7 separate regions of the Homo sapiens genome follow, and regions 2, 3, 4, 5, 6 and 7 are each linked to region 1. Evidence: chromatin loops called from intact Hi-C (ENCODE). Cell type or tissue: PC-9. All regions are shown on one strand. Region 1 holds the start of LOC105377850 (a long non-coding RNA gene). Region 2 has its middle 6.8 kb from the start of COL9A1. Region 3 overlaps LOC105377848 (a long non-coding RNA gene). Region 4 overlaps FAM135A (family with sequence similarity 135 member A). Region 5 overlaps COL9A1 (collagen type IX alpha 1 chain). Region 6 overlaps SMAP1 (small ArfGAP 1). Region 7 has its middle 56 kb from the start of B3GAT2.

The links. A loop is a pair of places that touch in the nucleus more often than their neighbours do. Peaks named below come from ENCODE experiments on the same cell type or tissue, not always from the same donor. Only the 100,000 strongest peaks of a DNase experiment are listed, where the experiment ranks them.
Region 2: a loop joins it to region 1, with 14 times the contacts of the local background. A loop is called at or near these places in 24 of 110 quality-filtered maps.
Region 3: it touches region 1 in a loop (3-fold over the local background); 7 of 110 quality-filtered maps call a loop at or near these places.
Region 4: a loop joins it to region 1, with 6 times the contacts of the local background. A loop is called at or near these places in 27 of 110 quality-filtered maps.
Region 5: a loop joins it to region 1, with 6 times the contacts of the local background. A loop is called at or near these places in 17 of 110 quality-filtered maps.
Region 6: it touches region 1 in a loop (11-fold over the local background); 102 of 110 quality-filtered maps call a loop at or near these places.
Region 7: it touches region 1 in a loop (2.5-fold over the local background); 13 of 110 quality-filtered maps call a loop at or near these places.

What each region holds. Positions count from the first base shown.
Region 1 is chr6:70,882,899-70,886,898 of GRCh38, forward strand. All of the region lies in intron 2 of B3GAT2 (beta-1,3-glucuronyltransferase 2), which reads right to left. It overlaps LOC105377850 (a long non-coding RNA gene), which reads left to right and starts at 3,244. Exons shown (of 5, transcript XR_001744196.2): 1 at 3,244-3,286. In PC-9, CTCF peaks have their summits at 1,643 (motif pointing left) and 1,848; no DNase peak of the experiment used is centred here.
Region 2 is chr6:70,307,930-70,311,929 of GRCh38, forward strand. No RefSeq gene overlaps it. Among named protein-coding and RNA genes, the nearest start is that of COL9A1, 6.8 kb to the left of the region's middle. In PC-9, CTCF peaks have their summits at 283, 482, 2,340 (motif pointing right) and 2,540; a DNase peak (open chromatin) is centred at 2,312; H3K27me3 peaks cover 624 bases.
Region 3 is chr6:70,367,499-70,371,498 of GRCh38, forward strand. The region is part of intron 1 of LOC105377848 (a long non-coding RNA gene); the gene reads right to left. Among named protein-coding and RNA genes, the nearest start is that of LINC01610, 25 kb to the right of the region's middle. In PC-9, CTCF peaks have their summits at 2,049 (motif pointing left) and 2,248; a DNase peak (open chromatin) is centred at 2,003; H3K27me3 peaks cover 2,701 bases.
Region 4 is chr6:70,518,808-70,522,807 of GRCh38, forward strand. FAM135A (family with sequence similarity 135 member A) reads left to right here. Exons shown (of 22, transcript NM_001162529.3): 13 at 3,706-3,779. Among named protein-coding and RNA genes, the nearest start is that of SDHAF4, 46 kb to the right of the region's middle. In PC-9, CTCF peaks have their summits at 1,983 and 2,182; no DNase peak of the experiment used is centred here.
Region 5 is chr6:70,219,229-70,223,228 of GRCh38, forward strand. All of the region lies in intron 37 of COL9A1 (collagen type IX alpha 1 chain), which reads right to left. Among named protein-coding and RNA genes, the nearest start is that of COL9A1, 82 kb to the right of the region's middle. In PC-9, CTCF peaks have their summits at 1,963 (motif pointing right) and 2,163; no DNase peak of the experiment used is centred here.
Region 6 is chr6:70,705,196-70,709,195 of GRCh38, forward strand. The region is part of intron 1 of SMAP1 (small ArfGAP 1); the gene reads left to right. Among named protein-coding and RNA genes, the nearest start is that of SMAP1, 39 kb to the left of the region's middle. In PC-9, CTCF peaks have their summits at 1,518 (motif pointing right) and 1,720; no DNase peak of the experiment used is centred here.
Region 7 is chr6:71,011,142-71,015,141 of GRCh38, forward strand. No RefSeq gene overlaps it. Among named protein-coding and RNA genes, the nearest start is that of B3GAT2, 56 kb to the left of the region's middle. In PC-9, a CTCF peak has its summit at 1,890 (motif pointing left); no DNase peak of the experiment used is centred here.

The DNA.
Region 1 (4,000 bases):
ATAAATACATAAACATTTTATAGAAATGTATAAAGGACTTGAATAGACATTTCTCTAAGAAGGAAGTACAAATGGCCACGAAGCACATGAAGTGCAAATCAAAACCAGAATGAGATACCACTTCATCCCCATTAGGTGGCTATTATTAAAAAAACTAATACAACAAAACAGAAGCAAATAAGTATTAGTGAGGATATGGAGAATCTGGAACCTTCCTGCATTGCTGTGGAGAGTGTAAAATGATGCAGCTGCTGTAGAAAATAGTATGGTGATTCTTCAAAAAATTCAAACAAAAAATTACCTGTGATCCAACAGTTCTACTTTGGACATCCAAAAGAATCTAAAGCAGGGACTCGAACAGATATCTGTGCACCAATGTTTATAGCAACATTATTCACAGTAGCCAAAAGGTGGAAACAACCCAAACGTCCATGGCTGTATGCATGGATAAACGAAATGTGGACTATACGTAACAATGGAATATTAGTAGCCTTAAAAAGGAATGAAATTCTGATACATAATATAATATGAATGAACCTTAAAGATATTATGCTCAATAAGCAAAAAAAAAAAAAAAGGGACAAATATGATTCCACTTATATGAGGTACCTAGAATAGTCTAATTAATCGAGACAGAAAGTAGAATTGTGGTAACCAGGGGCTGAGGGGAGGGGCAAGTCAGGAGTTATTGTTTAGTGAGCATAGAATTTTGGTTCAGTGATGGAAAAGGTGTGGAGTTGGACAGTGGTTATGGTTGCACAACAATGTGAATGAATTGAATACCACTGAACTGTCCACTTCAAAATGGTTAAAATGGTAAATTTTATGTTACGTATATTTCACCACAATCAAAACACAGATAAAACTTGCATTCCCAATGAATACAGGCAATCTTTTTGTTTATATTGTTGCTGGTGTTTTTCAGTTATTATGATTAAAATATTCCTGTCCTATGCTCAAATTCTCTTCTTGCTTGAGCAATGGAAGACGTATTTTCTATGGAAGTGACTCTATTGAGCGTTCCCAAACTCTGTCATGAGGTTATCCCACCTGAGATGGACACAGGGGGTGGCCTGGGAAAGGACTGTGACCACTGAGAGACGATAACGAGCCACAGGAAGGAAATAGGAGTCGCTTCTGATCACTTTCGCCCGCCTCTCTTACTCCTGGGTGCACTTCGGGATCACCTCAAGACTCAAAAAAAAAAAAAAAAAACAAAAAAAACCCGCAACCACACAAATACCAGGCCTCACCCTCAGAGACTATATGGTCTCTTTGCTCCTAGGTGGAGCTCAAGTGTGGGTGTTTTTTCAAAGCCCCTTGCCATTTTGATGCGAAGCCATGGGGAGACCCGCTGAATTAGACCCTCCTCAGAGAGCTCTGGAGTATACAGCTCGGCATCCCCCTTTACACCTCCACCATTAAATAATGGCAATGTTGTCTCAGAAGCGAGAAGCTTTAAATCTTAATTTTGATAATCCTTACACTAGAAAAGGAAAACATGTTAAAATTCATGAATTCAGCAAACATTTGTTCAAGCTATTACCATCAGAGACTGTGCCCGGCCTGGAGATGCAGGCAGACCCGAGCGCCCTCCTAGTGTACTCCCGGGCTAGCAAGGCGGCCAGGGGCAGGGAGGACACTGACATGAGCGCCACCTTGTGGAAATATTCATAACTGCATAAGCCAAGGATTCTAGGGGAAAAGGTAGAAAGGGGCATCCACGTGTGATGGAAAATCAGGAAAAACTTCCCAGAAAAAGCGATTCCTGCCTCATCAATGAGTCTGGAAGAGTAACTGGAAATTAGCTAGGCAAACGTGAGAAGAAAAGTGACATTGCATATCCTAGGCTGGAGGGCAGTGTGTGCCACTCTTGGTTTAATCAGGCCCATCAGCTTAGGGCAATGCCGACTGACCACAGCGGTTGGCCTGAGGGATTTAAAATTGAGGTGAACTGATGTGCAGAGTGTTTGGGGTCAGGGTGATTACAGCTGCTCAGGGAGCCCAGGAAGAATGCCTGCAAGGCTTAACTTCTGAAGCCAGTGCAGAAAAATGTGTAGTAGTCACAGCAAACAACCTGCATGCCAAAGAGAGAAGTGGTCTGCACCCCGGCCCCCACGTTAGCAGTGCAGGGCAACAACCCTTAATCCTAACTATTTACATGAGTAAAATAAATAATACCTATTTAACAGATTCTAGATGAAAACTATTACCTACAGATGCTCTCCTAGGGACTCTTAGGAAAGTCGAGGTGGTGAAAAAGGACATTTGCCCCCTTGTGACTTGATTAGAAAGCATGAGAATCATTCTTTTAAATCCTTCCCTATGTGCCATCAGGAATTTGCATATTGAATACTTGTCTCGTGGTCTACATAGACTCACCTACAGGGGCAAGCGGCACTCACATGGCACCAAATGCCTTGCAAATCTCAATGTTACAAATGGCATTTTCTTCTGAAAGCTCAAGTGCTGTTTGTTTAGATTTTCAGCTGGGAAATTTTAACAATGAACACGTATCTGCTCCTAAACAACTCTTTAATGATCTTTTTTGGCTTCGATTTTCTCCTGTTGATCACTCTCTTTTGGGGGTATTTAATCTAAAGTAAGGGCTAGCGTTTATCTCAGCATGCCATCCTGCATGCTGAGCCAATTCATTGAATGATAATGAGCACAGGTCCACCCGCCAGAAGAGAAATGAAGTTCATCATGAGCCCACAGCGGAGTTCAAATGTTCTTAAATACTACCGTTAAGAGTGATCTCACAAAGCTACAAGTGGGTGCAGATTCAAATATTCACAGAACAGCAGGAACTTCTGTATGTATTCGTTTTACTTCAACCTCAACACAACCCAGAAAGCTGGTGCAATGATCCCTAATCTACAGGTATTAGGAAGAAGCAATGATCCCTAATCTACAGGTATTAGGAAGAAACAGATATTCCCCTAGATCTTCAGGCTGCACAGCCTGTATGTGTCAGAGCAGGACCCAAGGATGAGTGATTCTTCCACCCTACAGCTACCTGCATGGACCTCACCACTGTGATAATCAAACAAAACACTGACCTAATTCATCAAAATAAATGTGTGAGCCAGCTGAACCCAAAGGCACAGTCTTGTTTCTTGGTTAAGAGTGACATTCACCAAGTGTCTACAATGTTCTACTCCTGGCTGCTTTGCACGTGATGTCTGATTTTGTGAAAAATTTCATTTTCCCTGTTCTGCAGATGAAGAAACCAAGAAACTGTTCTGCAGGCTCAGAGACCAAGAACTCAGTGACTTGGCTGTAGGTGGGTGAGTTGGAGACCATCTCTGTAGACACACTGACCTGACTCTGAATCCCAGACAACTCACTTAGCATACCTAGGCCTCGGGCTCCTTATATGTAAGTGGGGATAATAAAACTAGCATATCCCTTGCACAGCTAAGTGAGGATTCATGAAGAAAGAACACAGAATGCTTCCAAATGCCTGATGCTTGGTAAATGCTAAGCAAACAATATATAATTATTGAGTCTGCTGGACATCCTGATAGAAAGGAAAACTTCAGGTTTTCAAAATTTTTAGTCCTGGAATGAATGTTTTATTCCATTGAAATCTTGAGGGGATCTCCAATATGTAAATGCAGAGCTGCTAGAATTGAGGTGGACAGAGGCCTGGAAACCCGTCTCCCCACTTCCCCTTCAGCCCTGAAAGGCCTCTGCAGAGCCCTCCCTCTCCACGTCCACCCCACCTGACCCCACTACCAGCTGCTCCAGAGCAAGCACCCTGAGTATGAGCACACAGATGCACATGTGCTCCTTGCCCCACACGCCCACCTCTACCCAGCACAGCCCTGGCCACAGCACATGCAGACAGGACCAGACACAGTACTGTGGGCATCAAATCCCTGCAAGTCTCTAGACTGCACCATGTTCTAGAAATAGATTAAAAACTGAGTGGCAGGCTGCCTATTGCCCCAACACTCTGCCACCTGTCCCTGTGGTTCTATAAGTTGTTGGGACA
Region 2 (4,000 bases), 570 kb before region 1:
CTTCCCAGCTACTTGGGAGGCTGAGGTGGGAAGAACACTTGAACCTAGGAGTTCAAGACCACTCTGGGCAACATAGTGAGTCCCTGTTTTTAGAAAAATAAATAACCTTTAGCTTTTTGCTATAGAAAATATCCAAATAGAGTCTGGACAATGCTGGATGTAAAGAAAACTGTGAAGCTACCTCTAAGCATATTGTTTGTAAATACTGTGTACCATTTAGAGGATAACATGGGGGATTCACATGAAGTTATGTGAAAATATTTTATAAGGAATAATACCTAAGTGCCTCTCTTACAGTTCTCCAGTAGAATGTATTTTCAATTTTTGCCACAAGGGGGAGAAGTTATTTTTATAGTAATATGTACATTTTTTTATTTTAAAAATAGAATTCACACAACTTTACAGCATCTATGAACATTTTGCTATCCTAATTATGTGTGTGTGTGCATGTGTGTAAACAAGATTCTGAAAGTCTTGCATGAGAAAAATTTCAAAGGAAATTAATAACAAAACCAAAACAGTTTTGAAGAATGTGCACAGTGGACACAGGAATTGAACAAAGTTTACCATGATTAAAATTATGTTTTCTTAGTTAAAAAATAAATAAATAAATGTAATATATTCTATTTTCTGTTTTATTATATTTCATTTTTGAGTGATGATAACCAAATCAGTGAGTACATTTCAGGACCAACTGATGGGTTACAACTCATGGCTTAAAAAACATTCGATTAGAAAAGAGTAGACACTAGAAGTGCCAAAGGATCTCTTTCCCCTTGTTTCCTGGTATGGGCACAATAGTTGGGATGCCCCATGAAACTCATAGAATAGTAGGGCAAGTTCCTTAGTTTTAACATGACTATATATATTTTTTAAAACATTCTTTTGAAGTAGCTGTAAATTGAGAGTTTTAATTAAACATACCACAACCCCCATATTTAATGAGTTCATAGGTTAAATTAAAGAAGAAGTATTTTTAAAACTAGCTTCCTAATGGTATTTAATTTTAAGCTTTATTCCATCTATCTTTACTTTAAAATAAAAGACCCAAGATGCCTAATGGCACCTACCAGTTGTGTGAGGATGCTGCAAATTAGTCACAGCTAGAGCCTGAAATTTATCACAGAAATCTCTGGCTGAGAGGCTGATTAACAATTAGAGTTGCTAAAACTAGGACTCCCACAGTTTTACATTGGGTTCAGTTTTACTGTAAAGAAATTTCACCATAATCAAAGCTCTATTTTTAATCTTCTTATTTTGGCCCAATACTTGTAATTGTAGCCTAATCATCTATAGCAAGCACATAGAGCCCATGGCCGTTTTTTCTCTGAAATCACTCACAAACAAATGTGTTCTCACCATAGAACATTAATACAAAAACAGGTCATTTAATGTAAAATTCCCCCACTCCTAAGCTTTTCAGCATATTACTTTTGCTCTCTCTAAAGTATGAGCATTTCCATCTCCCCAAGGAGGAGAAAAATCAATTCCCCTCCATAGCACACGTGCTTCCAGGAGCTGTTGCTGCATTTGCTGCCTTGTGAGTCTTAGGTCTACAGCAGCTGATTCATGTCCTAAGCCTCTTTTGCTCCCTTCAATGAAACACACTTATTGGCCCAATCAGTATGTTTCTTTACCTACTGTAAAGCCCTGAATCTTGTCTCATCAATAATACCTTCCCTTTCATAATGCTCTATGGTTTTCCAAGACCATTTCTTACCACAATTTCATGGCTTGTTAAAAACATACTCCTGGGCATTACCCCCAGAGGTTCTGGTTCAGGATATTGAAGATCAGTCTGAGAATTTGCATTTCTAGCAAGCTCCCAGGTGATGCCAATCTCCTGCTGATCCACTGAGAAGTGCTGCCCATATAGGTCATGTTTTCAACACCGTTAGGCTACCTCTCCTTTGTTACAATTGGCATTGACTTGTAGACTGTAAGTGTATGAGTATTTGTTTAATAAAATTTTAAAATAATTATCAGTTGAACCCATAACTCCTACTGAGAACTTTTGATCTCATGAAAGGAAATTGTATTGATTTCCTTACTAGACATTAATTAAGGAAATTTACATGGCAGAATGAAGTATAGAAACCTAAGCCTTCTCTTCTGCACTATTGTCCTTTAACAACCTACTACTACTAATAAAAGTGTGTACCTGAATTGCACGTTAACCTTTACCAATAAAATGTAAAAAGGTCATTGCTTCTCAAATACCTCGTTCTCTTTTATGAAATAAACTTTAAATATACCTTGTTTTAGGTTGCATCTATGAAGTTTCATATGCATTTACTAGCTTTCACATGCTGGGAAAATGTTTTCTCTGCACTAGGTGGCAGTATAATCCTGAAATTTGAAACCTAAGCTAAGGCATCAAAGACGAATTTGATTTCCAGTCTTCAAGTAGATAACTTTGATTTTAAGAAAATATTTCATTCTTGGTTATTTTCCATATGTATAAATTGAAGTATTGTAATTGACTTCTTTTTAGGGTTCCTCTCAAAAAAATGTGCAAATACAATGCACCCTGAGGTTCATGAGAGCCTACTGAAGGAGAAAGACACTAAACGAAAGATTAAAATTAACTCTGCCTTCATAGATGAGCCATCCACTCTGACCTCACTAACCACCACCAATTTCAGCCTTATAACTAAACAGAGCCAAACTCAAGGTTAAGAATGTGGGCTCTGGAACCAGATTGCTTAGGTTCAAATCTCAGCTCTACCACTTTCTAGCTGGGAGACCATGGAGAGGTAATTAACCTTTCTGACTCATCTTATTTATCTGTAAAAATGAGTAATGAAAGCACTTACCTTATAGGTATACTATAAGGATCAAACTAGAGCCAAAAACAGTACCTGGCACTCAATAAATTTTAGCTACAATTTTTCTTATAACTCACTCTCCTCTGCTTTCTTCTTTGATTCAACCCCAATCTGTCCAGTAAATGGTGGTTCATTTAGATCTTAGAAGAGTGTGGCTGTGCTAAATACTAAAAACTATCCTAGACAATATACAACTACTCAAAAAACCCATTATAGATAGCAAGGTAAATCAATTGAAAGCCCCCTTCTCCCTTCCATATGCACATCTTTGTCTGTTTGCTACACTTTTATGATTCTTCCTCCTGTAATACTGCCCTTGATAAGTCCTTCAAGCTCTTCTCATCAATAATACTTTCCCTCTCATAATACTATATGGTTTTTCAAGAACATTTCTCATCACAGTCTCATTTGTACCTCGCAACAATCCAGCAGGACAGATGTGACTCTCCTGTTTTCCTGGTGAAGAAACAGGTGAAGAGACCTGTATGAGTTCATGGTTATATGTGACAAATCTACTGACTGACTCCTGAACAGATACAAATAAAAGGCAACTCCAGTAATCACTGGTGAACCAGTCAAACAGCTATTTACAAAACACTGCATACAGGAGGACCGATGCCTACTGATTAGTCCCCTTTTGGGGACATATGTGTATATACATATATATATATATATGTATATACACACACACACATACACACCACACATATGTATATGTATACATATGTGTATATATACATAAATGTGTGTATACATGTATATAATTGGTTTCTTCATTTTAAAATATTATATGGAAAAGTAATATATGTATTTGGTAACATGTATTGTATTTAAAAGTAAGATATATATTTGGTAATAAAACAGGATGACTATAGTCAATAATAATTTAATTGCACATTTTAAAATAACTAAAAGAGTACAACTGGATTGTTTGTAACACAAAGGATAAGTGCTTGAAATTATGGATACCCCATTTACCCTATGATTAGTACTTATTGTATGCATGTATCAAAATATCTCATATACCCCATAAATATATATACCTATTACATACCCACAAAAATTAAATGTTAAAGAAGTAATATACGAACATTTTGGAAAAGTGGAAAATACAGAAATAGAAGAAAGAGAAAAAAACATAGTCTCACCACCCAGAGACAACTCGCTATTAA
Region 3 (4,000 bases), 520 kb before region 1:
GGATTTTGTCAGATGGACAGAAGGGAGGGCAGGACATTCCATAAAAGGGAACGTTCAATGCAAAGGCCCAGAGTCTTAACATAGCATGTTTGGGAGAACAAAAAGTGATTTAGTATAAATGGAGGCTTGGAGCAAATTATTTAGAGATGATGACTGATACTCTCCCTAAGTATATAGATACTTGACAGTCCAAAAGAAAATTAGATATGTAATTCAGAATTTTAGAGCAGAAATAAGTGGAGTTTGCTAGACAAAGCCCCTCTAAGTAACTATGTCTTGGTGAAGATTTGTCTCACCCAAATTAACTAAGGGCAAAGTCAACACTAGATTTCTTGTCCACTAATCGACTTTGTTTGAAGTTGCCTGTGTGCCACACAGCCAGCTCTCACACCAGATTCAAACTGTTTGGCCTCATATTAGAAGTAGGGCCTTCAGGAACACACATACACACACAACATCCAATGACTATAAGGTCGGAGGGCAGGTGGGAAAATGGTAATTTTTCACTTCAATAGTTTATAATACTGAACATCTTTGAATGTTCTAATAAGAAAAAAACAAGAGAAGACATAAAAAGAATGAGGTAATACTATTATCTCTGCCAATGACAGAATAGGGGTCTAGCATTGTACTTGTTGCATAGCCAGTGGTGTGCTGGCAAATGTTTAACAGCCAGTATGCAGGGAAGGAATGGAACAGGGAGCTCATCTGTAGGGTTTTCCAGTTTCTATAGTGTAAGTATGCTTCTGTGGCTGATTTCAAGCTACCACTGTGGTATAATGGAGATGCTAACAATTGGTTCTCAGAAGTTAGTACAAGCTGGTTTAAGTGCACCACTGCTAGCAGAACTCAATAAGCATCCAGTAGATCCATCAACAACGAACCAACCACCACCTACAGGGCCTTCAACTTCCGCTGGCTTCAGTCAATGATTAAGCCACAGCTGCCCATTCCTGGCAGACAAAATGAAATAGTTAATCTATCTAGCTAAGAAGTGCTGCACTTCACAGAATATAAAGAGGCTAAACCCTCCTTTCCTAGCACTACGGCCCTCCTCTTCCCTACCTTAGCTCACCAGCATGGACTTGATCTTGGTCTAAATGATGCTGTTGTCCATCACACTTCCAGGAACAAGTATGACAAAAGCATTGGCCAGAACCAATGAAAAGATTCCTTTTGGAGTACTTAAGTCATTTAGCCTTGCTTGTGAAATTATTCTGAAATGAGGCAGGTGGAAGTTCAGCAGCAGTCATGCCAAAATCAAAGTCAAGTATGACATTCAGATATAATACTGAATGGGCTGGGCATGATGCCTCACACCTGTATTCTCAGCACTTTGGAAGGCGGAGGCAGACAGATCACTTGAGTTCAGGAGTGTGAGACCAGCCTGGACAACATGGTGAAACCCCATCTCTACTAAAAATACAAAAATTAGCTGGGCATGGTGGCAGGTGCCTATAATCCCAGCTACTTGGGAGCCTAGGCAGGAGAATCACTCCACCGGAGGTGGAGGTTGCAGTGAGCTGAGATCTCACCACTGCACTCGAGCCTGGGCAACAGAGTGAGACTCCATCTGAAATAAATAAATAAATTTTTCAAAAAGAGATAATACTGAATGATGAGAGGCGCCTATATGGAAGCCTGATGATATTCACAAGCAACCAATAGAAAGGCAGCAGTTTATTTGCCACTATTAACATCACTGATGGTGTTGCACCCTTAATATAGATGAATATGGATAAAAGTTCTGGAAAAAGTGCTAGTCTGCTTGCTTTCTTAGGACCTGAGCCATTCATCCCCCAGTCATGCTAAAGTGAGTATTTGAATGGTCTTTTAAAGAAAGGCTTTCTAGGGCTAGAAAACTGTGCTGGTAGCTTCCTCTGCAGGCCTTAACCACTTTATCAGCCCATCTGGCACTTCTATAACACTCACTGGGAGGCTTTCTGACTCTCCTAGCTTCAACCTAGCATTCTGATCTGCTGAATTGACTTTCTGATTCAACCGGGCCACCCTTCCAGCTCTCTGCTGCCCCCTTCTGTCGCCAAGCAGTAACGACTACGTTGGCCCCATCTTTTGGACAGGAATCTTGTACTCAAAACCAGTGACTTCTCTGTTCTTTCCCTTTTGGCCTCTGCATGTTTCTCTGAACTGTTAACAACTCTTCCTGCTTTGTACTCTGGTTTGGCTTCAAAGACAGCTGTCTCTCCTGGACTTTTTCACAACTTCTCAGTTAACATTTGTGAGTCCTTTCCTGAATTTCCTCTTTTTATCTCATTAATAAAGAACATATTCAAACAAACAATTCAAGGACATCTGCTTCTTTCCTTCTATACTCATTCCTAAGGGAAATTCTTCCCTTTACAGATTTTCAAACAACAGCCTCAATGGAAGTCACAGATTTCCATTACGAGAGCTAACATTTCATTTTCTCTATAGTCCTACATTTTTCACTTTTTTTTTTCACAGTCCTTATTTATACAGATTTCTGGGTTGGAGTTAGTTTAGCCAGCTGGTCTGGCCCTGGCATTCTAGCGACTAGACTATGATGTCTAGACCTCAAAAGGGCAAATTGTGTAGGTCTTTCTGAGAAAATTAGAATATTACTTCCCGTGTGGATGTCCAGGAAACTTCCACTGGAAATTTATCAAAACTGGGGAGATGATGATTAATCACATCCAAAGAATAAGCTAATATGTACACAAATGAGAGAAAAGTGAAAATAGGAACATTGTCTTGGTATGGACAAAGGGTTTGCTATGGCAGTCACCAGGCTAGTTTGTGTAGCCATGAGTTGAGGTTTCCTAACAAAACAAAGAGGTTCTTACCTCCAGAATGCTACTGGACCCACAAATATCAGGGACAGATTTGATGACTTCTTTAAGTTCCCTTCTTTAGGTTCTCACCTAGCAGTCTATAATTTTAGGATTGTGGAGAATATTAGCAATAATTAAACATGGCAGCCCTTAATCAATGGCATTTAGACAAGAAGATGATGCATTAAACATGCTGTTTTCACTGTCCTCCCCATCTTCACCCCTGTGCAGCCCTGTTAAGAATGAACACATTAATAATTTACAAACGCGCACATATGCTAATCTATTTTCTAAAGTGATGGAAAGATTCATAGTTTGCCAGTGTCCGTTCCAAACAGCATGATTTATTGAGGATTAAGGTTTAAGCTTATCCTCTCTAAATTCATCCTCAGTAATAAGATTTTGGTTCATTTGAATGTAAATGCTGCAGCTGAGTATCCAGAAGCTGCGTTTATTTAAATCCCTATCCAAGATATTACTGAACATGTTGCCTACATGTCTGACATAACTTTTTTGAAAGTAAGTTAACATTTACTCAGAAGTGAGCTGAGTCCACAATCAAATCACCTCATTTCTATTTTAAATAATTGTACTTTATTTCACCTTTAAACTTACCTTGGGTACGTTCCACTTTTATTTTTTAAAATAGTATTTTTCTGTCGCTGAATAAAACCAGCTGACCCAAAGCAACTTCTATGCTGACAATTTGATCAAAGTAGATCACTCTGAAGTAAGCATGACATATTCTGAGTAACGCAATATGCTTATTACAAAACAGCGTAAAAATGGCTTCATTACAATGTCAGTAGATAAAGACATTACTAATATTGGATTTTACATATTCTAAGGAAGGAATGGGACAGACTATTTTTGGCTTTGAATGTGACAGACATAATTTCATCAGTCATAAAAATAAACCCATGGTATGCAGATCTATCATTATATAAATGTGGAAAATTATACTCAAAGTTTAATTTAAAGCAGTGAATATAACCAATATTTGATATACATACATATCAGAATTTAAGATTGAACGTAGTTAATATTACTGGAAAAAAATAATAAATTATTCAATTATCTTCTGTTTACACTGCACCCAGAAATATTTTGTAAAATCTCGCCTGCTTCAATTGTAAGTGGTTAGAAACTAGCAATAAATTAGTAAGTCTTGAATTCCTAGGTTTTAA
Region 4 (4,000 bases), 360 kb before region 1:
TCCTTTCAGAATATTATTGCTCATTAATATTGCACCTACTCAGCCAAGACCTCTCATGGAGATATACAAGGAGATTAACGATGTTTCCATGTGGACTAACACAACGATCTATTCTTCAGCCCATGTGATGCATGAGTCATTTTGACTTTCAAACCTTATTACTTAAATACATTTTGTAAGGTGTTGGCTGCCCCAGATGGTGATTCCTCTGGTGGATCTGGGCAAAAGGAAAACTTTTGGGAAAAAATCACCGTTGTAGATGCCATTAAGAACATTCATGATTCAAGGAAGGAGGTCAAAATATCAACATGAACAGAAGTTTGGAAGAGGTTGATTCTAACCCTCATAGGTAACTTTGAAGGGGTCACGACGAGTGGAGAAAATAACTGCAAATGTGGTATAAATAGCAAGAGAACTAGAATTAGAAGTGGAGCCTGAAGATGTGACTGAATGGCTGCAATCTCATTATCAAACTTGAATAGATGAAGAGTTGCTTCTTATGGATGAACAGAGAAAGTGGTTTCTTGAGATAGACTCTACTCCTGGTGAAGATGCTGCGAACATTGTTGAAATAACAAAAGATTTGGAATATTACATAAACTTAGTTGAAAAAGCAGTGGCGAGTCAAGAGGATTGACTCAATTTTGAAGTTCTACTCTGGGTAAAATGCTGTTAAACTGCATCACATGCTAAGGAGAAATCTTTTGTGAAAGGAAGAGTCAATTGATGCAGCAAACTTCATTGTTGTAATTTAAGAAATTGCCATAGCCACTGCAGCCACCCTGATCAGCAGCTATCAATATCAAGGCAAGACCTTCCAGCAGCAAAAGTAGCCGAAGGCTCAGATGATCATTAGCATTTTTAACAATAAAATATTTTTAAAGTATACACATTGGCTTTTTTAAAAAAGGTATAATGCTATTGCACACTTAAGAGACTACAGTATAGTGTAAACATAACTTTTATACACACTGGGAAACTGAAAAAATTCATGTGACTTGCTTTATTGCAATATTCACCTTATTGTGGTGGTCTGGACCCTAACCCATAATATTTCCAAGGCATGCCTATACTAAACATACTTTAGTATAGGTATGATATGATATATATGATAATAATTTAGTTGTGAATTTTATTTAATGTGCTCAGCTTTTAATGCACTAGTATTCCATATTATTAAAAATGCCAGGATATTGGAATATCCATTAAAAGACCTCAAGTATTAATTTTTTATTTATTTTGTGTGATCTTTTATAGGGGAATTCTAGGCTTTTTTTTTAAGGACGGATATTTCTTCATCACGTTCTCATCATTTCTTGTAACTGCCTGTGTACTTACCTCTGTAATTCATTTTTCTTTGTCTAATTTGCTCTTTTAATGTGGTGTGGATTGGGAAAGCAAATAACTGAAACCAAGTGCAATTGTATCAACTAGTAAGTATAAATCAGCTTTGTAATGAAACAATTTTATGATAATTTTGCTATGAGTTAGTGCAAGGACGTAAAAAACATTTGTTCAGTAAACATTTGCAAGGTGCTTATTTTTTTCAAGGTAGCATAGATATTAGATAATCTATCAGATATAGACCCTGCACTCAAGATTAGAATCTAATCTGAATGCACATGTATAGAATTGTAATATAAATACTGTGTTAGCAATTTGAACAGCATTATTAGAATGAACACAGATACAGGAGTATTTAACTCTGTGAAGCATTAACAAATACTTATTTTGAATGCTTGGCTGTCTTCCTCCTAGCTTTTGAATAAGTGATGTTGCCAAATAAGTTTTTTTTTAATTGGGCACACAAAATTCATTTTTTATAAATATCAAAAATGCATGCCAAAATACATACATATACAAAGCAGTAATATATATATTCCCCATATTTGAAATTTAAATTTGTAAATTAAAAATTTTTTTCTGTCAAACTTTTGCCTGAAAATTAGCTGTATTGCCATCAGGTGGCAGTCATACCTTAGTTATGGCCACACACTACAGTTAATACCCTTAGTTGTAATAGCTACAGCATGATAATTATGCTGAGAGTGAATTTAGAAAGAACTTCATTTGGGTGCATACAAGAAAGATTTCTGATAACAAGGAGTCTTAATGCAGAAAGGAAAAGGTAAGTGTTTGGAGCACAAGAACTGGAGTTTCTCAAATCTTCGTTTGAATCACAGGTTTATCGCCTACTAGCTATGTTATCTTGGCCAAATAATTAACCTCTTTGTGTCTTTGTTTCCTCACCTATTAAATGAAGATAATATCATCCTAGAGGTTTTTTTTTGTTTGTTTTTTCTTCATCATTCAATTTGACATTGAGTTTTTATGTGGTTTAAGTCAAAGAATTAGAATAAAGTTTTTAGTGTGGAGACTATGAGGTAGAGTACTGTCAAGAAATGATCATTATTGTAGGACTTAGAGAAGGTAGAGAGAGAAGGAAAAGCAGCTAGCGCCAGTTTCGTAGGTCCAGCTGCAACTGCAGGAATCCAGATAACTTAAAGATGCGTTTTTTTCATGCTTTATAGCCCCAAAGGAAATCATCTTAATAGCCAGACAGGCTGTTATTTTTCTCTCACCTTTCCTTTAATGTTGGAGAGGGGAAAAAAGCATTTGGACCACATATGAAAGTAAAGACACAGAATGCATCCTTCTCATTGATATCTTCTTTTCCCACTTCCCTCATTGACTTGTTTGTCTGAAGACCCAGGTTTATCTGCTTAGGGAAACAAGTTTAGTAAGTCAGAAATTCACCTGGCCGGATATTGATGACAAGTAAAATAGGTCTCTAATTTGTTGGACATTTAAAACCAAAGAATCCTAGATCTTACTTTGTTTAGAAAATAATTGTAGATGTAATATAATTTCTCCTCCCTGTACTGTCCAAATAAGACATCTTTTCTGGCTCCTGTTGCCTAATTTTGCTCCAGTAGCTGACAAAGCCTTTCCTTTCATAATTAAAAATGAAAGGGTTAAAATACAAATATAATGGAAGAAATGTTCAGCTAGATTCAACATGTATTTATCAAGTACTTGATTCTGTAATATGCCAAGATACATGTTTTGTGGGGATGCAAAGGTCATCAAAACATAGCTTTGCCTTTTTTTTGTTTTGTTTTTTTGAGACAGGAGTTTCACTCTTGTCGCCCAGGCTGGAGTGCAAGGGCGCCATCTTGGCTCACTGCAACCCCTGCCTCCTGGGTTCAGGCGATTCTCCTGCCTCAGCCTCCTGAGTAGCTGGGATTACAAGCACCTGCCACCATGCCCCACTAATTTTTGTGTTTTTAGTAGAGACAGGGTTTCACCATGTTGGCCAGGCTGGTCTCGAACTCTTGACCTCAGGTAATCCACCCACCTCAGCCTCCCAGAGTTCTGGGATTACAGGTGTGAGGCACCACGCCTGGCCCATAGCTTCTCTTCTAAAGAACATTACACTTTAGGAGGGGAGATGATTTATTTTAAGACAAAAGGTGGTAAAGGCTATGGTGGTAATCATAATAGTTTATATTTATATATGCTTTCCAGATTTATTTCATGCAGTACAAAAATACATTGGCAACACTGAAGAGGGAGAAGGGAAGTTTAATTCTGACGGGTGATTGTGGAAGGCGTAATGGAGGCAGTTTCTCTCCTTACCATAAGATGCCGGATTGACTTTTTAAATACGTCATGTTATTAATACTCTCCTTTGGAATTTTTTAGGTACGCAGATTTTCTGAGGCATTCTTTTGTTTTGAGCATCCAAGAGAAGCTGCCATTGCATACCAGGAACTTCAGTGAGTAGTATAAATTCAAAATTAAAATGATATTACTTCCTTTTACATAAGATACCTGTCTCAGAATTTATCAGTGACAGAATATACAGTATTAACAATATAAGAAATTAGGAGAATTTGAATTTCAGAAATCCCATCTATAATCAAATTGTTTCATCTTATTAGTTACTTCATTAAAGTTCCATACTTTACATATAAAGAAGCATAATGCACTGTATTCC
Region 5 (4,000 bases), 660 kb before region 1:
GTGTGCCTTAAAATCAAATCAAGTTTAGGAGAAGGAAATGCCCAAAGAAGAGGTAGAAAACCAAATGAGCACAGGGGCTGGGATGGTCATTGAGATCAGGGGTGGGCAAACTTCAGCTCATGAGCTAAATCTTGTTTTTGTAGTTTTATTAGAACACGACCATGGTCATTTGTTTACATATTGTCTGTGGCTGCTTTGGCGTACCAGGGCAGAGTTAAATAGCTGCAATATGGTGCCCATAGCCAAATAATCTGATCCTTCACAAATAAAGTTTGCTGATCCCTGATGTTATAAAGAAACAAGCCTGGATTAAGAAATTCCCCCACTGTTTTTACCAGATGAAAACGTAAAGTACAAATGCAATGAAATTTGGCCACTAATATTCCACGTAAGTGTTGGGGAGACCAAAGGGAGGAGTGAGGCCTGTGGTGAGCTGGAAAGTGGATGCGGGCAGCAGCTCTTCTCCAGCTAACAGCTGTCATCGGGGAATACAGGCCAGTGTTGCCAGAACTTCTGATAATTTTCAAGAGAGGCCAGGAAGCTGAGTCTTTAAATAAATATCTCCCAATGTTTAAATGTTAGCAACTAATTCAAATTTTTTTCAACATTTGTAGAGCCAGCCAAAAACCTTAAGTTTTAAGTAATTTATTCTCTAATACACTAACAATATTAAAAAGCAGAAGGATAGCTTTTTAGATTTTCACATTTGGTTCCCCATCAACACACTTCAGGAGAAGTTTTTCTTTTTCTTTTTTACCTTGCTGAGTTTATTCCAAATTGCTGCTTATCCTCTGAAGGAAGAGTCGATGAAGCCATCCTGTCTACCCTTGATTTATTTTATGAAGCATGCATCTCATCCAGTTCTGCCTTTGGCAAATGCAGCAATTTACCCTTTGGAGCTTTTGATGATGTCATCATCATCATCATCATCATCATCATCACCACAAATGCTTAATGAGAATGCTTTCTCTTTTCCATGGGCATACACTATGCTCATTATTGAGCCCATTTTTCTCATGCATAAACTGAGAGTTAGGAAGGTCAAATAATTGTCCATAGTCATATAGCCAGAAATGAGGACCCTTAACCACTGCACTAACTGTATTTTCCTACCTATTGATTTTTTTAACTCTGTGGAAGGGTGTGGAGGGGTGTGGCAGGGTGTGTGTGTGTGTGTGTGTGTGTGTGTGGTCATTTTTTTTAATTCCTTGGGCCTGAGTTGACCAGGAAGTAGACAGAGGTACAAAAACAAAGCACAGTATTGACTTTTGCAGAGCTCTAATGATCATAAGAAACTAAGATATTTCTCTGAGGTTTTGCCCTGTAGAAATACCAGAGAAAAAAAAACAGCCTTAACATAGCAGATTGTCAGGCTCTGGAAAGCCCTGACCCAGGGCCTTTGCTCTCATGTATGTTCTAAACTATGTGGGAGCCTCAGTTGGGTGACACTATGTCCACAGTCCACATCACTCAAAAAGTGAAGCTGACTCATAATAACGGTTCACAAAATGGGCATAAATGGTTAGCCCAGCAGCTACATTCATGAATATCTATCAACTGCTTTGTAACTCTTCAGAAAGAGAAAACATGCATCTAAAGTGTTATTCTGCTCTGCCTGCCTCATGTGTGTATTACTTACACTAACTGCCTAATGATTACATGGTTTTCTGAAATGTCAAGGACCTATAAATATGTTGAATATTCCCAATACAAAGAAATGATAAATGTTTGAGATGATGGATATACTAATTACCCTAATCTGGTCATTATGTAATATTTCTATTGAAACATTACTACATATCCCATAAATATGTATAACTATTATATGTCAATTAAAATAAAATAAAATATTTAAAATTATTGCTAAACGTTTTTTTTTTAAACAAATGAATAGCTATGTCATTCTCTATAAAACCACTAGAGGGTAGTCATGTTACACTGATGGAAGCCCATCTCGGCTGGATCATTCTGGAGGCAGCCCCTCACCTAATACATGCTGTGGCGTAAAAGGGACTGTGTATACAGTCAAAACAAAAAAAGTGAATAATTTTCACATTAAATAGGGTATTTCATAATTAATCCACTGGTTATGTAGACTTTTTGTATGTACCAGGAGTTTCTTATATTTCTTGAGCTTAATGTTGTGGTATTTGACAAAGCAGTATATGTTTAAGGAATTATAAACTGGTTTATGTAAGGCCCAGCAACCAAATAAAACAGCTGCAGCAATGGAAATGGAAAAATTAGGTACTGAAAAACTTAGCCCAGAACTGAATGTGTGCGTGTGTATTTTTCCACTCAATAGTCTCAAGCAAAGCTCACCTTTCTGTGGACTTTGCACAAGAAAACCAAATACTCTTATAACCTAGCATAGTCCAGCACAAAGCCAGCTACAACTTCCATGTCCAAGAGGCAAAAAGCACCTTAGCTCACAAGTCACCTTCCTAGTGTTCACATTCAAATGATTTGTCATTTAATTTATGTTTTGCCCTAGTGAGTGCACAAAGAGGAAGTCAGGACTCTTTATTATTAATAAATATGTTCCTTTAAAATTCTCAGAGTGACGAGGAACTAGTCCCAATGGGCAAGTTTGGTGGCAGCAGAGAGAGTCTTTGAGACAACCGACCAAGCAATAACACTAGCTGACCTGTGGCACAAAACTGAAGGCGGGGGAGACTAAAGTTCCAGGGATTGCTAATGTGATCCACGTAGCTCTGCAAGAGAGGCAGAGAAAGAAGCGAGACACTCAGCAATTATGGGACATGCTCAATTCACATGTCTAGGTTGCAAAGAAAAACTAATCGTATGATTAGACAGCCAGCCAATCATTCTGTCCACTTTGGGAACATAGACTCAGGAAGCATGAATATCTGTCTTGTTATTACCTGACAGACTTTTGTCAGGACATGAATTTAAGAGTCTGTATTTTCTCAAATATATTATAAAAAAAGGGAGCAACAATAATAACAGTTAAATTTCACTAAATAATGTCAGAGTGTCTGTTTGCCATATGCCAGGCACTGTTCCAAGAGCTTTACATGTATTAACATGTGCATATATGCTCTAAATACAAGGTAGGCATAGTGATTCCCATTCACTGAAGAGGAAACTGAAGCACTTCAAGGTAAAAGAATAGTGCATAAGCCCTGGCAGCCTGGCTCCATGTCTGCACTTCTTAAATATTCACCCAGCCTACTCCTGGCTGTGAGAAACAAACTAGATTGTGCATGTGTACTTTTTAAACAACAAAGCACTGTAGCCAAAATGATCATCAATGTAAAGGTTATAATAATAACCTGTGTTCCATAACAAGCAATGAGCATTATGTCCCTGCAGGGCATGTAATACTTAACACTGAACAAACAGAGATACAGCATTGGAGAGGGGAGACAGGGAACTAAAACTGTCCAGAAAGAATACAGGAACTCTAACAACCGATAGAAAATGATGATATTAGTTACATCGTTAAAAATATGTTAAATGCCTTAGCACAAAGAATGATCCAACTATCTTTTTTTTTTTTATTCAGGAGGATTTGAGCCCCAAATCCAACAACAGGAACAACAAAGAAGGTTGCAGACTATGCTGTTCTGCAGTTTCTTTATTTTAGGTAAGAAAAGAATTTTTTTATCTAGACGGTTCCAGACAAATTACTGCACAGAATCCTTTTGAAGTTTCATCAGGCCTTAAAGTCCTATTAATATTATGTTTTTGAGAGATCAGAAATCACATTCCTAGTCACATTCAAGCTCTACCAAGAAATAAAAAGCAGTATAGCCTCAGTGGACAATTAACCAGTGAAAAGATGTACTGCTACCCAGTACTTCGCATTTGTGATTTGGAGTTGAAGTAGACTTTCATGGAGGGAAGGTCTGGGCATCAGGGGCGGTGCTGATTTAGAGAAGAGTAATATATTACTGCTGATCAACGGCAAGAGAAAAAAGCTGCAGGGGCTGAACTGGGGCCCAACTTTGCCCTCAGCTTTCCTTGATCCACCTTA
Region 6 (4,000 bases), 180 kb before region 1:
GCATTTATGAAGTGTTTTTTGAATGAAATTTTCTCCAACTATTTCAGTTCATTATGATTTTTTTTTTTTTTTTTAAGACAGAGTCTTGCTCTGTTGCCCAGACTGGAGTGAAGTGGTGTGATCTTGGGTCTCTGCAGCTTCCACCTCCTGGGTTCAAGTGATTCTCCTGCCTCAGCCTCCCAAGTAGTTGGGATTACAGGCGCCTGCCACCATGCCTGGCTAATTTTTTGTATTTTTAGTAGAGCTGGGGTTTCATCATGTTGGCCAGGCTGGTCTCAAACTCCTGACTTAGGTGATCCTCTGCCTCAGCTTCCCAAACTGTTGGGATTACAGGTATGAGCCGCCACGCTGGGGCCATTATGATCTTTTCATTGAACTCTTGGCATTTTCTTGCCAGTTTAAGAGAGAATTTTCTAACAAATATAACTGCACACAGTTGGAGTAGACAGCAAGAAGGAAACATTCTATTACTTAAAGTGTTTAAGGAGTGGCAGGATGGCCTTGTCAGTAAAAGGGAGGGGAGTGACAGGTATAGCGTTCTTATTGTGCCAGGTACTTATGTATTTCACGCCCTTTAATTTCAAAGGCCCCAACCCTACAAGGTATAGATCAACTTTGCCTATTTTTTAGTGTGGAAACTGAGGTTTAGAGAGGCCTATAAAATTTGTCTACAGTTCCATAGCCATAAGCGTCTGATTGATAAAGCAAACCCAAGTTCTTTGTAGAAGAGCTGTTATACTGCCTTTAGTGTGTAACTACTTCATGAACTCAGAGTCCATTATGATTGTGTAAGGTATGACAGTTTGGCATTTCTACCAAGAAATGAAGGCTTGAATGGGGCAGAATGACAGCACTTGGTGGTTAGGAAGAGAAGAAAGTTTTGGATAATGGGATAATTAGAAACACCGAAAGGGAAAGAGAGGTACCAAACTTTATCATTCTGTTCCTATTTTGGCCTCATGATATGTCAAGGTTTTTGACAACGAAGTTGGTGGATCCTATTTTGATTTTTTTAGAGAAACATTTATTATTGGGGTTTATTGCTCTGGTTTTTGTTTTATATGATACAAGAGAAACAACAAAATTAAGTCTTACAGTAAAAATAAGTCCTTTCCCCCCAACTATCTTAAAATCTTAAGATAAAAATCTTGACTGGTTAAAACCAGTCAACTAACTTCTTGTTTTTAGTGAAGATCGTGTTTGTTAATAATGCATTTTTTGAACTTGTCTTTTTTCATGGTTTCATATGGAACAGACATACCTTAGTAAACTGGCATATTATACTTTTATCTGGCTGCTCTCTGGATGATCTGGTAAACCATCATGTTATACAGAGGTTAAAGAGGTAAAGTGAGTTCATATTTTTGGTTGTTTTATTGGCAGATTTTCTCTCTGCTTTTCTGTACACTTAAAATGTTTGCATAATTAAAAATTTTTAAGAATTGCATAACCCTATTTGTATTTAATACATGCCTTTAAACAAATGAAAAAATATATTAAACTTTCGTTGTACCACCAGATGGCGCTCTCTATTAATCCAAATTAAGATGCCCACACCATTTTCTGAATTATTTTGTGTTATGTGTATTGTTAGATTTTTGGCATGAATGTATGGTCAAATAATAATGGGATCTAGAATTCACGAATAAAAGAGGAAGTAGAATAAATGAGTTGCTAATGTATAGCCCCAGGATATATCAAATAAGCCAGTGTTTAATATAGTTTCTGGAATTTAATCATTAGTCATTAGAATGATGTTAGAATAAAATTTAGGATTAGGAATATAGCTGTTTTGTATTTTGCCACATATGTTTGTCCTTCCTTATTCTGGGTTTTTCTTTGATTTTTATCAATAGTTTTTATGTATCAGCTGTTTTTGACATTAATGGTTTCTCTTGTTATATGTTAGTTTTATACTATTAGAGTAACTTTATTCCAATTATGATGTACTGGAATTTGGATTCATGAGATTTTGTCATATTTTGATCACATAAGCATGGAACATTTGAGCTTGATTTGTTTAACAAAATAAATAAACATCATCTCTGAATATATTCACTTGTGTCCATTCTTTCTCTTTTCATGAATGTGATTTATTATTTCAGTAATAAAGGATGTTAATCTTAAATTGGTAATCCTAAATAAAACTTTTATATTATCCTCATTAACTTTTTTTTTAGCTAAAAGGAATGGTAGGCAAAATTGATGTATGTTGAAAGTCAGCCTGAAAGCTATTGAGAGCATGATCTGTTAATTAACATAACAGTAAAGGTCTTTTACTGTTGCCTTTGCGAAAAGAAAACTAAACACATATTTTCAAAAGCAAACTATTTTGGCATTTAAAAAAGCTTGAAAATAGACATCTGAAACCTAATATTGTTAATGTAACACATTTTAAACATTTATTTATTTATTTATATTTATTTTTGAGACAGAGTCTCACTCTGTCACCCAAGCTGGAGTGCAGTAGTGGGATCTTAGCTCACTGCAACCTCCACCTCCTGTGTTCAAGTGATTCTCCTGCCTCAGCCTCCTGAGTAGCTGGGACTACAGGCGCATGCCACCACACTAGCTAATTTTCATATTTTTAGTAGAGATGGGGTTTCACTATGTCTACATGTTGGCCAGGCTTTAAAATTTATTTTTTATTGCATGTATTTAAGCTGTACAGCATGACATTTTGATACACATATATAGTGAAATGATTTCTACAGTCAAACAAATCAACATATCCACCACTTTCCATAGTCAACATTTTTGGCATGGTAGGAGTACCTAAAACCTACTCTTTCAGCAAGTTTTCAGTATATTGCAGTGTAGTAACACTGCAGTGTATAACTATAGTCCTTATGCTGAACATTATATCTCTAGACTTAGCAATCTTACATAGCTGTAAATTTGTACCCTTTGACCTCCCTCTTCCTGTTTCCTCTCCTTTCCTGCGCCTGGTAACCATCATTCTACTCTCTGTTTCTGTTTACTTTTCTCCCTAGATTTCACATATACGTGAGATTATACAATATTTTTCTTTCTATATCTGGCTTATTTTACTAACCATAATGTCCCCCAGATTCATCCCTGTTGTCTCAAGTGGTGGGTTCTCCCTTTTTCCCCCAAGGCCGAATTATATTCCATTGTATGTATACACCATAATTTCTTTGTTCATTCATCCGTTGATGGACAAACACTTAGGTCATTTCCATCTTAACTATTGGGAAAAAATGCTGCAATGAACATGGGAGTCCAGATGTCTCTATGAAGTGCTGATTTCATTTCCTTTAGGGAAATCAGAGGAATTGCTTGGCCTATGGTAATTTTATTTTTAAATTTTTGAAGAATCTGCATACTCCTTTCCATAATAGCTGTACCAATTTACATTCATACCAATAGTATATAAGGGTTTCTTTTTCTCTACACCTTTCTAACACTTGTTATCTCTTGTCTTCTTGATAATAGCCTTCTTAACAGGTGTGAAGTGATATTACACAGTGGTTTCGATTTGCATTTATCTGATGACTAATGATGTTGAGTACTTTCTGATATATGTATTGGCTATTTTTATGCCTTCTTTGGAAAAATGTCTATTCAGGTCCTTTGCCCGTTTTTAAGTAAGTGTTTTTTTGGTTTTGTTTTTTGCTAGTAAGTTTTAAAAAAAATTTAGATATTAATTTCTTAACAGAGAGATGGTTTGCAAATATTTTGCCCCAATCTGTAGGCTGCCTTTTCATTTTGTTGATTGTTTCCTTTGCATTGCAGAAGCTTTTTAGTTTGATGTAGTCCCACTTGTTTATTTTTGCTTTTGTGGCTTGAGCTTTCGCTGTGATATCTAGAAAATCAGTCCAGACCAGTATGAAGGAGCTTTTCCCTATATTTTCTTCTAAGGAGGTTTTTGTGTGTGTGTGTGTGTGGTATAAGGGTCCAGTTTCATTCTTTTGCATTAGATATTTAGTTTTCCCAACCCCATTTGTTGAAGAGACTGTACTTCCGCCATTGTGTCTTC
Region 7 (4,000 bases), 130 kb after region 1:
ATAGGATTCCTGCTGGATTTTTCCTATTCCCTAGTGCTCTCTTTTAGCTATTTTAGTCAAAATGTAGTTATTTATTCATTGTTTTGTTCTGTTTTGTGTGTGTGGAAGAGTGCTAGGAGCTTCTAGTTGGCCATCTTACTGATGTCCTAATTTGTATGTCCTAATTCCATAAAGACTCCAAAGTCTTTATGGAATTCTAAATTTTTATGAATCCAAAGACAGCATAAACATAAAACAGGTTTATTTCAACTATAGACACAAAGCAAACATTTTTGTTGTGCATTCCTTGACTAAGGCCTTTAACCATAAGCTATGTAATACCAGACTAGATCACTATTGACCGTCCCTCACCTTCCTAAACTGTGCTTAGTGACAGCCGCTGACAAACCTGAGGAATAGGGAAGCCAACAATTACACAGTCCCAAACAAACATGGTATACAACCAAACCTCCACAATTTTACCATCTCTTTCTTCTTTTTCTATCTATCTGCCTGTCTCTGTCCCCTTCTCTTTCTCTGTTTTATGCACACACACACACACACACACACACACACACAGACACACACGCTTCCTTCTCCCTCCCGTCCTTTGCTGATGTGTCTGGGAGGGGGGCTGAATCAGGAGCAGGGGGGCTGGTCCCTGGCTTGGCTTTTTTTCTGGGTCACCTCTTGCTGACCCCCAGGTGCTCAGTTCTCTTCTCCGGTGCCTTGTTCAGCCCCCTTTGCTCTTGCTTCTTCATTTTTTTTCTGATGTGAAAACATCCTGGGAAATTTGCATATTTGGCTGTAGTCAGGAGGTCTTGGACAGGGTTTAGTGACTGTGTTGGAACCATTTGCTATTCTCTCACTAATCCCATAGACAGGAGATGGGGGAGTGAGGGTGGGTGGAATCTCACCACTGCCCCCTGAGAGGGAGTAACTGAATCAATAGCACTGTAGCTGTTTCCATCTGTCAGGGTGACATGCCAACTGGCTAATGCTGAATTATTGATACTCCTTCCCAAAGTGAGTTAACCAAACAATTCAAAATCAGTGAAAAGGGGGTGGTCGATTGCAAATGAGGTTAAGTCCATTTTGTCACAAGGACAGGAAGCTGATGGCTGCCTCCAAGCCAAATCTGCTTGATTTATGTTATTGCTGAGAGGTCTTCAGTGCCACAAAGGGAAAGAACACAATAGAACAACAAAATTAGCCTTTTTACAAAAGAGGATTCAGATCACTTTCCAAATGAGCCATATTTACTACTAGCTCCCCATCCCCCCAGCAGTAGAACTGGTATAGAAATAACCAGAAGGGAAGTTCTTTCATAGTTAAAAAAAAAAAAAAAAAAAGCCAAGGTTTCCTTGAAAAACTGGATTCCTCCATGAATTTGACCCTCAATCTTGACTGAAAGGTGATTACTGGAAACACAAAAGCTCACTGGCTAAATTCCTACTCTGATTTCTCTACCGGGTATTAGGATCCGTAGAGCAATTAATGAACCTGAGATATGACAACCCACTGATTTTACTGAGCAGTGTCTTGGGAGATCACAAAGCATTCTCTTATGTATTCAGTGTCATAAATTCTACCCTTTAGGGAGCACATTAATTGTTATGCACTGAGTAAACAGCTGCTTTATATTGTTTACAGAGGTGCCAGGAGGTGCTTGCCCTGAAATTGTGTATGCCCCAGGCTGCCAGGTGTAATAAATAAATGGGCAAGTTGTGAATTTCCATTCATTTAGATGGACTTTTTATTAAAGTGCCTGCCAAGACACATGCACAGACCAGAATGTTTAAAGAATTAACGTTCATAGATTTTAAACATTCCACAGCATTTCACCTGTCTACAGTTTTCAATCTTTCTCAAAGCCTAGTGAACTGTTACAAACACAGGTCTGTAGCACCATCTAGTGGACAGGAAGCAGGGGTAGTGCACAGATAACTGGCTATAAAATTTGAAAGCCAAATTTCGGGTATGGCCCAACCTTCTTGTTCATCGTAGGGTATCCCAGTCATATTCTGAGCAGAATGAAACATGAATTGGATGGCAGGAATGGGTGCTACAGTTTGGCTGAGGCATCCATTATTTGGGGAGGAAGCGGGGGTGGAGGCTGCAACCAGATGGAGCAGTGCATTGATCTGTGCATTTTGATCAGTGGAGAAATCAGTTATTAATCAACAAAGAACTATTGATTTCCCAGCACAGCTGCAGCCAGACAACAGCGTATCAGCTGTTACTATTAACAACCAGTGTTTTGGGAAGTTAACCACTAGCAACTCTGCCCTTGGCTTCAGTAAACAGATCATTAAATGATGGGAAGAACCTGAACTCTCCAGAGGGACAGCTAGAGGAGACTGAGGAATTTTAAACAAAACATGAAACTAATTTGCATTTTGTAGTTCAAAATGGAGCTAGTCATTAGCTCCTTTTAGACAAAAATAATGTGAAAACTGTATATTTATACTGTGTGCATTTTTTGGCTTAACTAAAAATTCAGTTATTAGGACCAATAAAAAAATCAATAATCAACAAATATTATCAACAGCCTACCTCGTACCAGGCACTCCTCTAGGGGAAACAGACATTAAATCCCTGCCTTTGTATTAATATTTAATAGTTGGCATCATGTGACATAGACATTATGGTGCTGCCACAAAGTGGAACCAAAGTTTCTCTAATTTTGTATAAACACACTTTAGAGTTACACTAAAATACCATTATGGCACGAGATATATTTCTCAAAAGAGAAACAATAACCAAATATATTCAGTTTAGCCATTAACATTTTTCTCTTATTTCACTTTAATGGGATTATCCTTATTGATAATGCTAAATATTTACTTGGGCCTTCAACAAGGGGTGTGTGTGTGTGTGTGTGTGTGTGTGTCTGTGTCTGTGAAATTGTCCTATAACCAGCAATTTCAGATGAATGAGTATAAAGTGCTTCAGGCACTTGGACTAAAGCTGGTTCCTAAAAGCTTGCTGCACAGGGTCCATTGTCAAAGGAAGAAAAACTGGTGTTGGAGGCTGCCTGCCATGCTGGGTTGATTATTGGGATTTCACACTCTGTTCTGTGGGGACAAGAACCATCCAACTCTGGAAGGATTGACATCTGGAGAATCTGGCAAGTTAGGGAAGGGACATGAGGAAAAACTATAGTTTAAAAAATTTTAATGTTATAGATAGGACTGTAAAAAGCCAGGAGTATGATAACAGGAGTTCTTCAATTTTAGGTAAAAAATTTATTTAAAAAATTTCCCAGCTTTAGTGAGGTATAATTGACAAATAAAACTTGTATATATTTACAATGTACAATGTAATGTTTTGAAATATGTGTATGTTGTGAAATGATTGATCAAGCTAATTCACATATATATTATCTCACGGAGTTATGTTTTGTGGTGAGAACATTTAAGATAATCTCTCAGCAGTTTTCAAGTATATAATATTTTTAAAAGTATATGTTATTATTGTTTATAGTCACCATACTGTACAATAGATCTCCAGAATTTATTCATCCCAACTGAAATTTTGTATTCTTTGACCAATATCTCCCCATCACAGCCCCTTCCCCAACTTATTTATTTCGGATTTGATTTGCAGAGCGATTGATAGACTTCTATGTTTCAGACACTGAAGTAACTAAGATGAGTAAGACAAGCTTCCTGCATGTGAGATACTTCTTCTTAAGTAATGGAGAAGAAACTTGGGTAATTACCATTAGTATGAAGAGAAATAGCTGATAAATAGTCTTTAGAGCAGTAGTTCTCAAACACAAACGTGCATTAGAATCACCTGCAGGGTTTGTTAAACTACCGATTGCTGTGACCACGCCCAGAGGTTTGGCTTCAGTAGGTCTTCGGTGGGTTCTGAGAATTTGCATTTCTAACAAGCTCCAGGTGATACTGATGGTTTGTCTACCACTATTTTAGAGGGGGGTGGTGGTGGGTAGGGAAGGCTTCAAGGAGGAGTGACAACTCTGCTAGGACTGGTAATAAATATTAAGAGTTTGGTA